Regions from separate parts of the Homo sapiens genome. Here all the other regions are linked to region 3. The links are chromatin contacts, found by Hi-C or POLR2A ChIA-PET in ENCODE. All regions are on one chromosome and are shown on one strand. The core of a region is the stretch at or near the end of the contact, and the rest is flanking DNA. Distances in the headings are between cores, read along the strand shown.

What was found. Hi-C counts contacts between places; a loop is a spot of excess contacts on that map. ChIA-PET counts read pairs that join two places held with the same protein, here RNA polymerase II (POLR2A). Pooled maps may share reads with other maps.
Region 1: a pooled map shows a loop between it and region 3 (2.1-fold over the local background). The contact joins the enhancer-like site here to the promoter of MIR222HG in region 3. A Hi-C loop is called at or near these places in 1 of 50 pooled maps. POLR2A ChIA-PET finds 5 or more read pairs at or near these places in 2 of 52 experiments (H1 and IMR-90).
Region 2: a map of CD4-positive, alpha-beta T cell shows a loop between it and region 3 (8-fold over the local background). The contact joins the promoter of LINC02595 here to the promoter of MIR222HG in region 3. A Hi-C loop is called at or near these places in 10 of 168 maps with a recorded cell type or tissue (CD4-positive, alpha-beta T cell, CD4-positive, alpha-beta memory T cell, CD8-positive, alpha-beta T cell and 5 more), 11 of 37 single-sample maps with no recorded cell type and 15 of 50 pooled maps. POLR2A ChIA-PET finds 5 or more read pairs at or near these places in 13 of 52 experiments (CD4-positive, alpha-beta T cell, CD4-positive, alpha-beta memory T cell, MCF 10A and 8 more).

What each region holds. Positions count from the first base shown.
Region 1 is chrX:45,694,520-45,699,429 of GRCh38, reverse strand. No RefSeq gene overlaps it. Among named protein-coding and RNA genes, the nearest start is that of MIR221, 49 kb to the left of the region's middle. Within about 2 kb of position 1,634, at least 3 of the 41 ENCODE cell types and tissues checked have a DNase peak (open chromatin) inside an H3K27ac peak, as active enhancers do; they include IMR-90, where a contact is called at or near this core.
Region 2 is chrX:45,849,815-45,854,064 of GRCh38, reverse strand. It overlaps LINC02595 (long intergenic non-protein coding RNA 2595), which reads left to right and starts at 2,575. Exons shown (of 3, transcript NR_125365.1): 1 at 2,575-2,711.
Region 3 is chrX:45,767,481-45,772,150 of GRCh38, reverse strand. It overlaps MIR222HG (miR222/221 cluster host gene), which reads left to right and starts at 1,884. Exons shown (of 2, transcript NR_170290.1): 1 at 1,884-2,066; 2 at 2,199-4,670.

The sequences.
Region 1 (4,910 bases), core at 385-2,884, 72 kb after region 3:
ATGAGTCTCTTTGTCTCCCTAATCAAAACCACAATTGCACAATTACTAGTGGGCTCAGGAAAACCCAACTTTGTTCTATCCGCAGTGTTCAGTACAGTGGTTTAAGCATACATACACCACGCACACATAAATGCATGTGGAATGAATGGGACTTCTCTTACTTACTCATAAAGTCATATGAAAGAAACGCAAATTAATAGTGATTAAGGATGAGCATAAGGATCCTGCCATTAGGTCCTGGCAGACCTCCACACCTCTAGCAGATTCAGGCCATGGGCCATCTGATCTGCCAGTGGAGAGGGGTCCAGATGGGGTAGGGAAGGTGAATACCCTGTTCCTAGGCCTTATCTCCTAGGACTTGGGCTTGGCAGAGCCGTTGGGGTTCCCAGCTCACAGTCAAGAGCTGTTAACAGGAATAGGAAATACATCTTAGCGTCTTCTTTGAAAACAGAAAACATCCCATGGAGATAAACAAAACATCGGGTCATAGAATTTCAAATTGGAAGGGTCTTTGGGAATCATCTGATCCATTCTTCCATTTTCAATTAAATTACTAGCCCATAATAACCCAGTAGCAGAGCTGAGAATAGAACTCAAGACTGATGCCCATAGCTTTGTTGTGAGGAAAGTAAAAGAGATAGAATGTGTAAGGCAATTTTCTCCTTCTCAATCTTCATGTTTGAAGACACTCTGAGAGGACAAATGTAAGGCTATGTAAATATATATGCAAGTCATTCTTCACTTTATACACATTATATATATAGCATTTATCAAAATTTTAATTTATTATAGCTGAGAATATAGAAAAATATCCTTAAACTTCTGGTCTCAAAATTCTTATCCTCAGAATAAATCCTTATTTACTATGTGGTAAATCTTTATACTGAATTAATATTCTGGGTGCTTTTTTTCACTCCAGTGAGTAGTGTTTCTAATGAGTACTGGGTTATACATTATAAGATACAGATTGGCACGTATTTATATTTGAGGCTGCTATGGGACAGTCTAGAACAGATTTCAGTACCACAAAAATATTGTTGTCAATTGCATCCCTTCCTCTCCTTATTCCTCCTTTTCCTCTCCTCTGTTCCCCAACATGGCTTTTCCCCCAAGCATCTCTTCAGAGACAAAGGGAATGCAATCTCCCTGGGAAATGGATCAGTGATGCTCAACACTGATTATTAGTTACCTACAAAATCCAAGCTCTTTCAGACCACCTTAACTAATAAAACATGTTAGCTTTGTAAAGTTACTACATATTTTTTTCTTTAGAAAATTGAACATTTAAAAAAATATTTGGAGCATAAATGGTTAAAAAATCAACTCCCTTTTGTTTCTACAATTCTTAAACAGCATTTATTTTCCAGGGGTGTGGAGGGTGGGGGTGCTCTGCCTGGTATTAATTTTCAGAATTTTCAGTGTGTCATTCTTGTGTGTGTGTGTGTGCACGCGCGTGTGTATGTTTCTCCCTTTGAAAAAACAAAAGATGAGTTTCCTTGCCCACCATGGAAAAAATGTAACATACGACCCAATCCCTTCCTGAGAGCATGGAGGACCAAGAACAGACGGCTTAGATCAGGGTGGCGAGGAAATTTTGTCATTTCCAGAAGGAAGCATGAGTCAGAGTGTGCAACATTTTAGGAGGCCTGAATCAGAGCTGTCGAGGAAGTTAGCTCTTGGACAATTTAACTTCAAATCAGAATGTTATTTCATTGAATGCCTTCCTTCAAAATCATGTCTTTCTCCAAGATGGCTGCAGATGGTGATGTTCCAATTATTTCCCTTCAGGAACAGGGAGTAACTTAACAGTTGAAGAAGTTCTTGAATCCACTTTTGAGGCAATGAAGCCCAGAGATTAATATGTATCTTTTAGAAAGGAGAAAAGAGAGTAAGAGAAGGAAGGAGAACACTGCTCTAAAAATCTATACATAAATGAAGAATGATCAAGTTAAATTATATTGTTAGAAAAATTAAATTATTATGACCAACTAAACATTTTAATAAGCATGCATTTTCCTCATTGAGGCCAATACATACTTGAGAAAAATCTTTCCACACACTCAAATTTCTCATTGCTTCAAGATTTGTTTCTCTTTTGCAAAGCTCAATACTCAGAAAGTCTCCAGAATGCTAAAGGGCACTCCATATAATCTTTCAGAAGGATATGGCCAAAGGTGGGGTTCAGGGGATGAGAAGAAATCCTGGTTTGGAGGACTGAGGGGAGGGGTGACACTAGGTTTGGGACATGGCCAACAGCTTCAGGGGCCTAAGGATTCTGAAACCTGATAATATTTAATGATAACATGTTCTGATAATCAAATAGATTTAGAGTGACTTCAGATAGAGAGCTTGGGGTTCTGCTCTGCTCCCAGTCTCCACCATTATCTCCTCAAGATCTGAGGGCTGTGAAGGGCTTGCTTTAGCCTGACGGTTTCCTGAAGTTGGTTTCACTCTCAGCTCATCACTTAGAGACAGCCAGCTGCTTTTGACTTGGAAAAAATTGCTTGGAGCAGTTACAGCCCTTGGGGACTCTAGGAACATGTGTATATATTGGAAAAAGAGAAAGAGGACTGTATGTTTCACAATGGAGAAATTTAGGAGGTATACAGCCACATGCATGTGTGCGCACACACACACACACACACACATACACACAATGTGTGGCATGAGGCCCTGAGGTCCATTTGGGATAGCAAAGGATGGCCAGAAGTCTAGACTTGATAGTAGCAGAAACCTGTCCTTCTGACCTTTTATATGTAGGTTATGAAGAAACATTATTAATATCAGGACTTATACAACTTTTTTTAAAAGTCTCTCTCTGAGTCAGGCTTAAACTGGGCCAGGACCTGCCCCCAGGGTTTTAGGGGTGGACTTTTGTTCCATCAAACTTCCTAGACTCTGCAATTCACAGTCTTAGCCTCCTCCATGATACCCTGGTAATGTCATAGAAGGTATGGAGGACAGAGGGCAAGATGGAGAATCAGAGGATACATAGTCAGAAAGCCTAGTTTCAAGTCTCCAGTTTGCTTTTGCAAGATGTGAGTTGAACAAATCTGAACCTGAGGTGCAATGTCCTGATTCTTAGAAGTGTGGACTAGAACCCCAGGGTTGCAGTGAAGACTTGATTCAATAAGTACCATGCGAAGCCATGTGGAACTGTGCAAAGCCATAGAACTCTGAGCATTGCCACACAATGGCATGATAGCTGTGCATGGTGCTGGGGGCCATTCTCTTTCCGGACTATTCCTCTTTTCTTCTTCCTGGTCCATGAAATAAGGACTTCTCAAGTCTGCTCCCTGTCCTTCTTGCCTCCCACCATTGCCCTGGTTCAGACCTTCTTTCTGTTGCACCTGAGCTATTTTCAGTAGGCTCCTTCCTGAACTCCCACCTCCATCCTTTGCTTTTCCTGTTTTCACTTCCTGGCATGCTCTTCCACCTGGTGTCTACATGACTTGCTACTCATGCTTATTCAAATGTCTCTTTAGAGAGCTCTTCCCTGACCACTATCTATAAAATAAAACCCAGCCCCTCCCTCCACAGCCAGTCTTCCTTACCCAGTTTTATTTTTTTCCATAGGGCTTATAATAAATCTCTGTAATTATTTTGTTATTTTAATGTAAATACACCTTTTATTTTAGAATACTTTTAACTTTACAGAAAAGTTGCAAAAATAATAGCGTTTGTGTATGACCCTAAACCAATTTTCCCTATTGTTAACAACTTCGATTGCTATATTATATTTGTCACAACTAAGGAACCAATATTGATACACTGTTATTAACTTAACTCCATACTTTTACTTTATACAGGTTTCGTTAGCTTTCCTTGTCTATTCCAGGATTCCATCCAGGATAGCACATGGCATTCAGTCATATCTCCTTAGCTTCTTCTAATCTGTGGTAGTTTCTCAGGCTTTCCTTGTTTTTGATTACCTTGACAGTTTTGAGAAAAGTTTTGCTCAGGTGTTTTGTAGAAAGTTTTTCTCATGTTTAGACTGGAGGTTTTTGGGAGTACGGGCATAGAGGTAGAAAGTACTTCTCATCATATTATATCAAGGATGCATACTATTAATCAACGTGATTTATCACTGTTGATGTTGACTTTGATCTACTATGGTAGTGTTTGTCAGGTTTCACCATTATAAAATTACTTTACCCTCCCTTTTCATACTCTGGAAATAAGTAACTAGGCACGGCCCACGCTCAGAATGTGGGGGCTTAGATTATACCTCCTTGAGGAGGGAGTCTCTATCTTACTTGGACTTCTGTATAGGAGATATATTTATATAGGAGATCTCCTATATAAATGGAGATTTATATATATATATATCTCCTATTTATAAATGGATTTATAAATAAATACATATAAATATAAATACATATAAATATGTAAATATATAAATACATATAAATATGTAAATATATAAATACATATAAATATATACATATATACATTTATTTATTCAGTCATTTACTTATATCAGTATGGTCTCACAGATATTTGTTTTATACTCTGGGTTATATTCCAATACTATGTTATATATTTTGTTGCTCAAATTGTTCCAGCCTTAGCCACTGGGGACTCTTTCAGTTGGCTCTTGTGTCCCTTTGACATGCCACCATTGTTTTGCTATTTGAGCACTTTCTTACTTTCTGGCACTTCAAGGCACTCCAGGCTCATTGTGTATATTTCCTGCCCTAGCCCTAGAATAAGATACATCTCTAAAGAAGTTCCAGTTTCTTTCATTAGAAAATATTATTAGAAACCAAGATCTGGGAGCTAGGCATGCTTGTTGCTACTAGGGTGTCTTTGCTTTTAGGCCCTCTCAGAAGACAGAGCTAAGAGATATATGTGTATATACAAACTCATGTATGCACTCATCTTTACAACTACTTCTGTATCTATCCATC
Region 2 (4,250 bases), core at 1,326-3,825, 81 kb before region 3:
AGAGAACTTTTGAAACCAAATGGAGGGTGACACAGAATTCCTTGGGGATAATGGGAGTGTCCAGAGCACTTTCTTATTTAAAGATCAGTGAAAAAAACTCAATAGCACGGGAACTAAAAGGGAAATGTGAAGCATAATGGTGTTTGGTCAGTGGAGCAAAGGATTTGTAGTGTATTTTAATTGTACTTTTTACATATCTCGTAGCACAATTCAGGCTTAGAAAGGATTTCAATTGTGATTTTGTTGGCTTAGTTTTGACCTGAACAAAATGGATTTGCTGTTTTTATTTCTTTCTTCTTTTTATTCAAATGGCACACCCTTTTGTTTTGAGAAATCTGGTTGTTATCTCTTAGTTAGAACCATGCCTAATGAAGTACTCTTTCCAATTTTGGATGTTTAATCATGCTGGATTCTTACCAAAGACCTCAAAAGAGACTAAACTTGAAGGACAAAGATGATTGTCAAGTGGGCTATGGATTAGGGTCTGATTTTTTGGTGAGAGTTCAATGAACATAATTTAGACTAAGGTAGATTCAGTAAGGCAGAAAGGAAGAAATGAAGCATGCTTCTGGGGAATAAACGGCAAAGCAAACACACAGAAACTCACTCAAGAAGATGCCAGTGAGCAACTCAGAACCAATATCTGATATATAATTTAAGACCCAAAGGTCACTTAATATCAACTCTATTGCTGCACTCACACACCCAAGGAATCTGGCTAGCAATTGTTTTAGAGCTTGCCTTAGCTGTTTTTATTTCATGCAAGTGTTTCTCTGGAGGCACAAAAAATGTTAAGAGTAAAACTGGATTTATCGAAGGCATTTGCTTGGATTAATTAGGTAATAAAAGCATTTTCAAATTGCTAATTTACTAAGCAGTGTCACCGGAATGCTGAATTACTTTACTTTTATTATGATGATCAAGAGAGATAAATGCAGGCCTAGCCACAAAACCAAAGCAAAGAGAGGCAGGAGTCATTCTTTGCATAATTACTGGCATTTGTCATCCTTTCCTTGAAAAGGGGATCATCAGTTTTTCTAAGGATTGTTTTCTTTGCTTCAGAGTCTTTTCTTCAGAACTGTTTATCATCCACATTGTCCTCATTTACCCAGCAACACATACTGTACTAACGTACTTTCCATTAGTGAATTTAATGAATTTAATTTTGGTTCAAAATGTTAATTAAAGTGTGCCTTTCATTCTTATAAGGATGAAACTTAAAAAACTCTTGGTTCTCAAGTGTTAGGTGAAATTACTAAAAGCAGAGTTGAAAAACAGGGTTAATCAATGTGAAATGTAGTATCATGAGCCTGGGATAGATATTGATAATGAATTATAATTAATTTTCCATCTCTTTTAAGAAAACAAAGGCTCAAAAATCACGGCTTCCATAACTTTGCCTATACTTAGGAGAAATTTTGGAAGAAAAACGTGTAAGAAGAAACAGAAAAGAAGTTTGCCTCAAAGAGAGAAACAAAGAAAAAGCTACCAGACCAGATATTCCCTCATCAGAAAATGAATGAGAATTTTATTATCTCTTGGCTTTAAAAAAAATTCTGTCCTTTGCCAGATCTGAAAATGCTGCCAACCTGGAAGAAAAAGAACCCATTTTTCTAAACAACCTCATTTAGTAATTTCCATGAAATTGACATTTTAGAACTATGACAAAAAGCCAAATTAAAACTCAGGGGTTCCTAATCCCTAAATTCTGAGTCCGTTTTAAGAAATACCTAAAATACACTTTAAAACGAACCAATTAATATAATTACCGTGGGTTTAAATAACACATACACACTGGATTTGTTTCTGTAAAACACAGCTGTTCTGTTATTTACATTTTGCTATTTTTTAAATTAGAAATATGGCTTTATATATTGTACATATATGTAAAGTAACTTTTTAAAAAGAGTGAATCTGTTGTCTTCTGCCATCATTACATTAAAAAAAAAAAAACCCAACCACCCTACAGCCAATTAACTTGGAAATCTTATATTCAAGCTTCTGAATATTACTGCGGTTGTAGCAAGGGAAGCAGCACATCCAGGTAGTTAATGTAGAAGAAACAGGGCACAGGCAGCAACTTGCATCCCCTGGCAATTCACATGGTAATTTCTTCGCTTCCACTCTCAGGCTCACTCCACCTTGCTTCACCAACCCCCCTCCCCCTAAGACACGAGGCACCCTCTGGGCCACGGAAGGTGCCATGCGGGGAGACGCCGGAAGAGCGGGGGCAGAGTGCACGGTTCCCACACCCTTAGCCGCGGGCGGCCGCCGCGGGCCCCAGGAGTGGGGAACCGGTTGGGAGAGCGGGGTTGGGGGCGGACCCCAGGGCCGCACCCCTGGTCCCCCCCATCCCCTTTCTACCGCCACAGACCCAAGAACCCGAAATCTGCGGCACGAGGCGCGGCGCCCGCAGCCCCCGGCTGGGCCCCGGCGGGGATGGGCGGGCAGGGGGCGGAGCGCAGCGCAGCGCGGGGCGGCGGGAAAGGGGCGGAGAGGATAGCTTGGGCTCTGGCGGGCCGCGGGACTGGCAGAACCTGCGGGCGAGGTGGGTGGCTCGCCAGCCGGGACGAAGGGAAATGAGGACCACCGCTCCGGGGCGCGAGTAGGCGCGTGGAGTCCGGGGGCTCAGCCGCCGCGCCTCTTCCTCCTGCAGCTGGAGACTGCAACAGCGGCGGGTGCACCGGCAGCAGCGACGACCCTGCGCGCAGGTGGGCACCCCCGAGCGCGGCGCTCTGCCCGCTCCCCCGGCCACCGCGGGCCGGACGCCCGCTCTTCCAGGCCACTGCGCTTGGGGGCGAGGGCTGGGTAGGTCCAGGGGCAGAAGGAAGGTGCACGGCCCCGTGGTGGGCGCGCTTCTGCGCGCGCGCTGTGGTAGGTGGGAAAGAGGTGCAGAAAAGCTGCCTCCCTTAGGGTTCACTCCCTCGGTTCCACTGTCCCCACCCCACCCCTTCTGAGGAGCTGGGCACACCGGTGGGGCTTTGGAAAACTGCGATCTCCTACCCGCCCCGCAGTATCGGTGGCGTGTGCAGGTTGCCCTTCTCTTCACAGTCCACACCCAGCAACCATCAGGACGCCCCCTGCTCCCGGCCCGAAGACTGTAGGGACCATGGGAGGAGAGAGTGGTGGCTGGACCGGTCGGGGCGTGTGCGCGGAAGGCTGGAGTTGCTTGAGTATTGTCTGCCGGGGCCGGCGCTTGCGTCAGGGTGCTCCCTCGCGCTTTCGGGGGTAGGGAATGGGTTTGCTGAACTTACTCTGAGGGCTGATTCTGCACATGCCCTTGGCGCCTTGTGCATGTTTGGACAAGGGTTTAATGGAGGCACGTGGGAGCAGTATCGATCTCTGGCGGGTCCCCAAAGACCCTCTTGGGATAGTCCAGAGCGTGTTCGGGGTTGAGAGCGAAAGGAGAGTGTTCCGTGTGAATGTGCGTCCTAGGGAGGAGGAGGACAGTGTCTCAAGGAGACTTGATTTTCTTTTATTTGCTGCAATTCCGTAAACCAAATCATGCTTTCGAGGCGTTAAAGTAAATTACTGGTAAGTGGGGCGGATCTCTGCTGGGGATAAAGAAGCTCCCGGGTTTGCGGGGTAGCGGGCCTGGCTGGCGTGCACGCTCGGTGGCTTTTGGCGCTGTCTCGCCTAGGTAGTGGGGGTGGAGGTGGTGGTGCTTGTGTCTTTGGCTTAAGGTGCTGGAGCCGGGCTTACTTGTCCTAGGTAGACTGTGGGACTTGGAGGAGGTAAAAAAGCTTCGCGGCGCGGTTATTCGCAATTAACTCCAGAAATCTCAGTGTGTGTCTGTCGGTCGGTCTCTCTCTGTCTCTTTCTCTCTCTCTCTCTCTCTGTCTCTGTCTCTCTCTCTCTCTCTCTCTCACACACACACACACACACACACACACACACACACACACTCGCACGTCTCATGGCTGCTTGGATTTGCCGATAGTTGTTCATGAATTTTTATTCCTGTTTGTTCATTTCCTGACTTTTTTTTTTTTTTTTTTTTGGAAAAAGGACCTACCTGTATTAAAATCCGTGGGGTTTCAGAAAGACCCTTCCGCAGTCATTCATATTCAAATCAAGGATAGGGCATTTTGATGAAAATACCCCACCAAACTGCTGTTTGGATTGGACAAAACTGTAGTTCAGGTTAGAATTACTGTTATTTTAAATAGACATCTTACAACCTTGTGGTAAAGTAACCTTAGCCTGAATCGCCCCTGATCTTTCTTTGTGTCAATTTACAGAATTCTGAA
Region 3 (4,670 bases), core at 635-3,134:
CTGAAAAGAGATAACTGTAGTTAAATTGCTCAGCCCAAGCCTTCCAGATTTTTCATGTGGGGAATTGCCCTTCTTATTACTGTATTCTTCCTGTCTACATAATACCTGGGAACAATTTACTCCATGTAATGCCACTCCCATCTTGGTAGTGAAGTTTTTACTGAAGAGGAAGACTACTAGGGCATGTCAGTATATTTAATTGGAATTTTCACTGGTGGTTTTCAAGTTTTTATTTCACAGCTTTTAGGCAGGTCGAGACTAAAGGACTGTACAGATTTTTTGGTGATGTGATTGTATTACGTGTGTGCTGTGTGTGACTAGCTCAGCTTAGAGTGTGAATTGCAGTAAATGCAAAAGTGAAAGCTGCAACATGGCTCTCATGCTCCCAACCACTTCCTGAAGAACCCGCCGCGCGGGCCCCAGACTTAGAGACTTGAATCTTCAGGATGGAAGGAGTCCAAGTCCCTCATGGTAAAGACCTCAAGTAAACCTAAATGTAGAAAACCTGTTTGCTACTCTTGTGTGAATTAAAACGTTTGGTTGCCTCCATTGTAAAAATTTCAGTGCACAGTTCTGAAATTTAAAATATTAGGGAACAGAGCCAGAGCGTTGCCATACCTTAAAAATAATCTTGCATCTCTCCTGTTTACATGATTCAATTCTTGAAACCAGTTGGAATGTGCGTCCTGATCTCTAAATGTACAAGTTATTTAAAAAAAATGTGAGCTTGTCAGCTTAGCTACAGCCACCAGTCTAATAAAACTGAGTCACATCCAAATGGGCTGCACTTAAACTACCCTCCCATTCTAGGGAAAACGTGGCTGGAGGAGGCAGTCTGAGTCATCACCTGGTTTGTTTGACATACACTTCCTTCCATAAATTGGGAATGGCAAGCGGCACAGTGTTCTGGGCTTGCCTGGGAGAAGGAGCTGTTGCAGTCTTGCACGATCAAAATAGGGCCTTTAGGTTTGAAGGATGAGGTTGAGCCCATATTTTGACTCCAAATGTCGGGGGAGGGGAGAAGAAGTCGACAGATCCAAACAAGGAACATTTGTAAGTACCATTTTTGGAGGTCGGAGCAATGGTAGGGGTGTTCGCAGTTGAATTTCTTCCTAAACATAAAAGGTGTTTAAGAGACAAATTGGGGGCATTCAAATAAAAATAAATGGGTATCTAGTTCACAAAGTGGGCTCGTTTACTTAACAAGAGTGTCCTTGATGTGTACAGTTTAAAATGATTGAGAGAGAGATGATTTGTTAGTTACCATACGAATCTGTTCTGGCAATGTTTAATTTCACTTAATTTATTTAACTATTTTAAAAGAAATGTATTTCACTTAGGAATCTTTTCATGGCCAATTTGAATCTCCTTCAGGGGTATTTTGAGGGGATGGGAAGAGAGGCTCATGTGTCTCGCACATTTTCTTACAGCGGTTTTGCAGAGGCTCACTGGAGCTTTTTAAAATAAAAAAGTTTAGAATGTAAAATTATTGGAGACTATAGAGGAAGGGGAAGGAGGAGTAGATTTATAGCTGAAGTGGGTTTGTAAACTCAGCGTCTGCTTTGGGATTATTTTTTAATATGTGCCAGACATTCTTCTGATTTTCATCCTGGCTTGGTTGTGGCTCTTTCTCTGTCTGTGTGAGGCTGGGGTGTTCCCTGTTTTAAAGCCGTAGTTGTCGCAGCCTGGGCGTTTTCTGTTTCGGCTTATGGCTTTTTTTCTCTTTTCCTGAATGAGTGTCCTTTGTGTAACCCCAGTAATTCAGAAATCCTGCAGTCATAGGGACTGCCCTATCATGTGACTTAGGTACTAGGTGCTGGCTGCGATTGGTCAGCAGCTAATTGGCGGGTCCCTATAAGAGGTCTTGGGTCGGGCGTCCGGCCACTCTCCTGCCTGGGCTGCTGCTCAACGGGGGCTGGGGGTGTGTGGGGCGGGGGTGGTCTGTCCAGTGATTCAGCCACATGTGATAGATGACCAAGTGACTGCTTTCTTGGAGTCCGCACACCAGTGGAAGACTCTCAAAGTGGTTGTGACCGACTTGATCAAACTCTAGGCTTCCTGAACTGGTAACTGTCACTTTAATATAGGTTACTGATTAAACTCAGAAAAATGCAGCTTAAAATCTTTGCCAGGAACTTGTGTGGACTTATTCCCTGTTCCCCCCCCCACCCCCCTTGTTCTGATTTGTTTTGTCACAGGAATGAAATGCAGATAACTCTTTAGAAAACTTTTGTAGGAAAAGCGCCTCGTGTGATCTGGAACAAAGACGTTTTATAATCAGATTTATCAAGCTGCGAAGAGGGAGTTTTAGTGAACGGAAGCAGCAGCATTCTGTCACCAGGAAATACTCCTTTATCCAGAATTGGTAAGTGAAAAGTGGCATTGCTCCCTAATAGATATCATATGCGTGTGTGGGAATTGAAAAATTGTTCACAGACCCCTAACAACTGTGTTGAACAGAGAACACATAAACAGTGAGGAGTTCTAAAAAAGAGCAGCACGAGAATACCGCATAAAGACTGAGAAGAAGCCAGGTAATTAACAAAAATGAGCTGAGTGCTATCAGTTTAGCTAAACATATGTAATACAGCTAGATTTGGTTGTTTTATTTTTTCTTGTTAGTGGAGGAGAAACATAAAATCAGAATGGGCTGTTTAGTAGAATTGCGACATTAACTTTCCATGGATGTAGATTTCCATTTAGTCTGAATAGCATGTATGAAATTTGAAGGGATGCTTTCAGAATTAGTCTACTTGCCCTCCTTTCCTTTCCTCTGCATTAAGATGTCAAGTATTTAGTTAGAACCTTACAAGATGAAAGTTGTACAAAATGAAAGTTCAAGTAATGCGTCGGAAACACCTCTCCTGATTGGGAAGGGTAGATTACAATGGCAATAGATTTTTGTTTTTTGTTTCTTACATTTGTGTCACGAATTTTAAGTTTGTTCTATTGGATTACATTAGTACAGCAAAAGGGGGGTTATTTCTATCTATATGGTTCATGACATTTTGAGAGGTCGTGATTAGTAGTTCTTACTGGTTTCGTATGCGTGTTCCTGCCTGTTGAATTCAGTTTTCTAATCTTGAATCTGAGCTGCCTTTATGTTAAAGGGTTCTAGAAAAAGACAATAAAGCTTTGAATACCCGTGTTATATACAACAGGTTCCTGTTCATGATGTATAAGGTAACGCAATTTTATTTTAGGCATGAATGTCTAATTTCTTGATTTGGCTTCTTAAGAATATACTGAAAAGGTTGAATAGAATAAGAAAAAGAACATTAGAAAAGAATGGTGGGTGACTGCCTGATTTTACTAGTTTCTTATTGGTCAATAGAAGTAATCATGTGATGTCTACTTATAGAAGCAAATGGAAAAAATTTTTCTTCTTTAACTGCTAACAAGTATATAGGCAATTTTAGCAATCTTCATTTATTAATTTGAATATATAATTATAACTGTTATTAACAGAATAAGTTTTGGGTAATATAGGAAATAATAATTATTTCTTTCTTTTTAAGCCAAATTGGAAGTTGAATCTACTTTTGGTTCCTGTTCTGTTACTTTCAAAATCTTAAAATCCTTAACTCAAAAGGGAAAATGTATAATAAAACAGGATAGCAGTGCTGAAATTTCTCTCTCTTAGCAGTGGAGTGGGATGAGGGTGGGGGAGGGAGATGAATCTAGTGAGATATATTAATTGTTTTTTCCCCCTCTTGTATACTTGGATAACTTTTGAGATCAGTTTTCTCAGACTAGCAGCTCTCAAGACTTTTGCATAAGTATTTATTCTTAAAGAAATAGAAAGACAAGATAAGCACGGCTCTTAAGGGCAGGTCCTCCAATAAGTCAGGAAACGGGTGATCCAAACTTGTGAACATGACAAGTCAATTTGACTTAATTAAGGAATGGCATTAGTTTTCTTGAAGCACATGAATTTATAGGTTTTTAGAGTCTTGAAGACAGAAAAATGGCAACAAAGCATTAAGGTATTTACAGATAATTTATATTCAACTGCTAGCTTATGTTTTCAACTCTGTATTTCATGTAAGTAAATACTTGGGGAGAACATGATGATTTAATAATCTGGATAAATACTGCCGTGCCTGTTGGAAAAAAGCCTCTAATTTTTAGGTTTTCCTCATCCATTTAAAATCCATTGTTTTGAATGACAAAATGTGATAGAAACAGGTTGGAACAGTAAATGCTAGAAAGTATATCCCAGAAGAATTAACTGAGAACTTCATGTTTTCAATTCTATTTGCCGTTCTCTGTTCTCAATTTGTTAATTTTTAAAAGTACATCGAAAGTGAGTAGCATTGCTTGCTCTGAATTCTCCTCTGGGGTCATTGAGAGTATTCACATTTTCGTATACCCTGTTAAAAGATATTAATGCCATGCATATGCCTTTGTCTTTGTGGGTGTGTAAAACAACAAACTGAAGGGATCTGGTCAAGAGACAGACCTCAAAATAATTTCTCTGAAATAGTGTTTGAATTTGCATGTTCGGGAACGTAAATGCTTTCCCTTTGGGCTTGTTTCTTAAGTTTTTGGTGTAGTATACAGTTTTACCCAATTAAATTTTTCTTTTGAGGTCTGTATATGTATGGGTGTCTATATTTGATTTGAAGGGGGAGTTTTAATCATTAGTGAAACAAGTGGCTGTTTGTTAG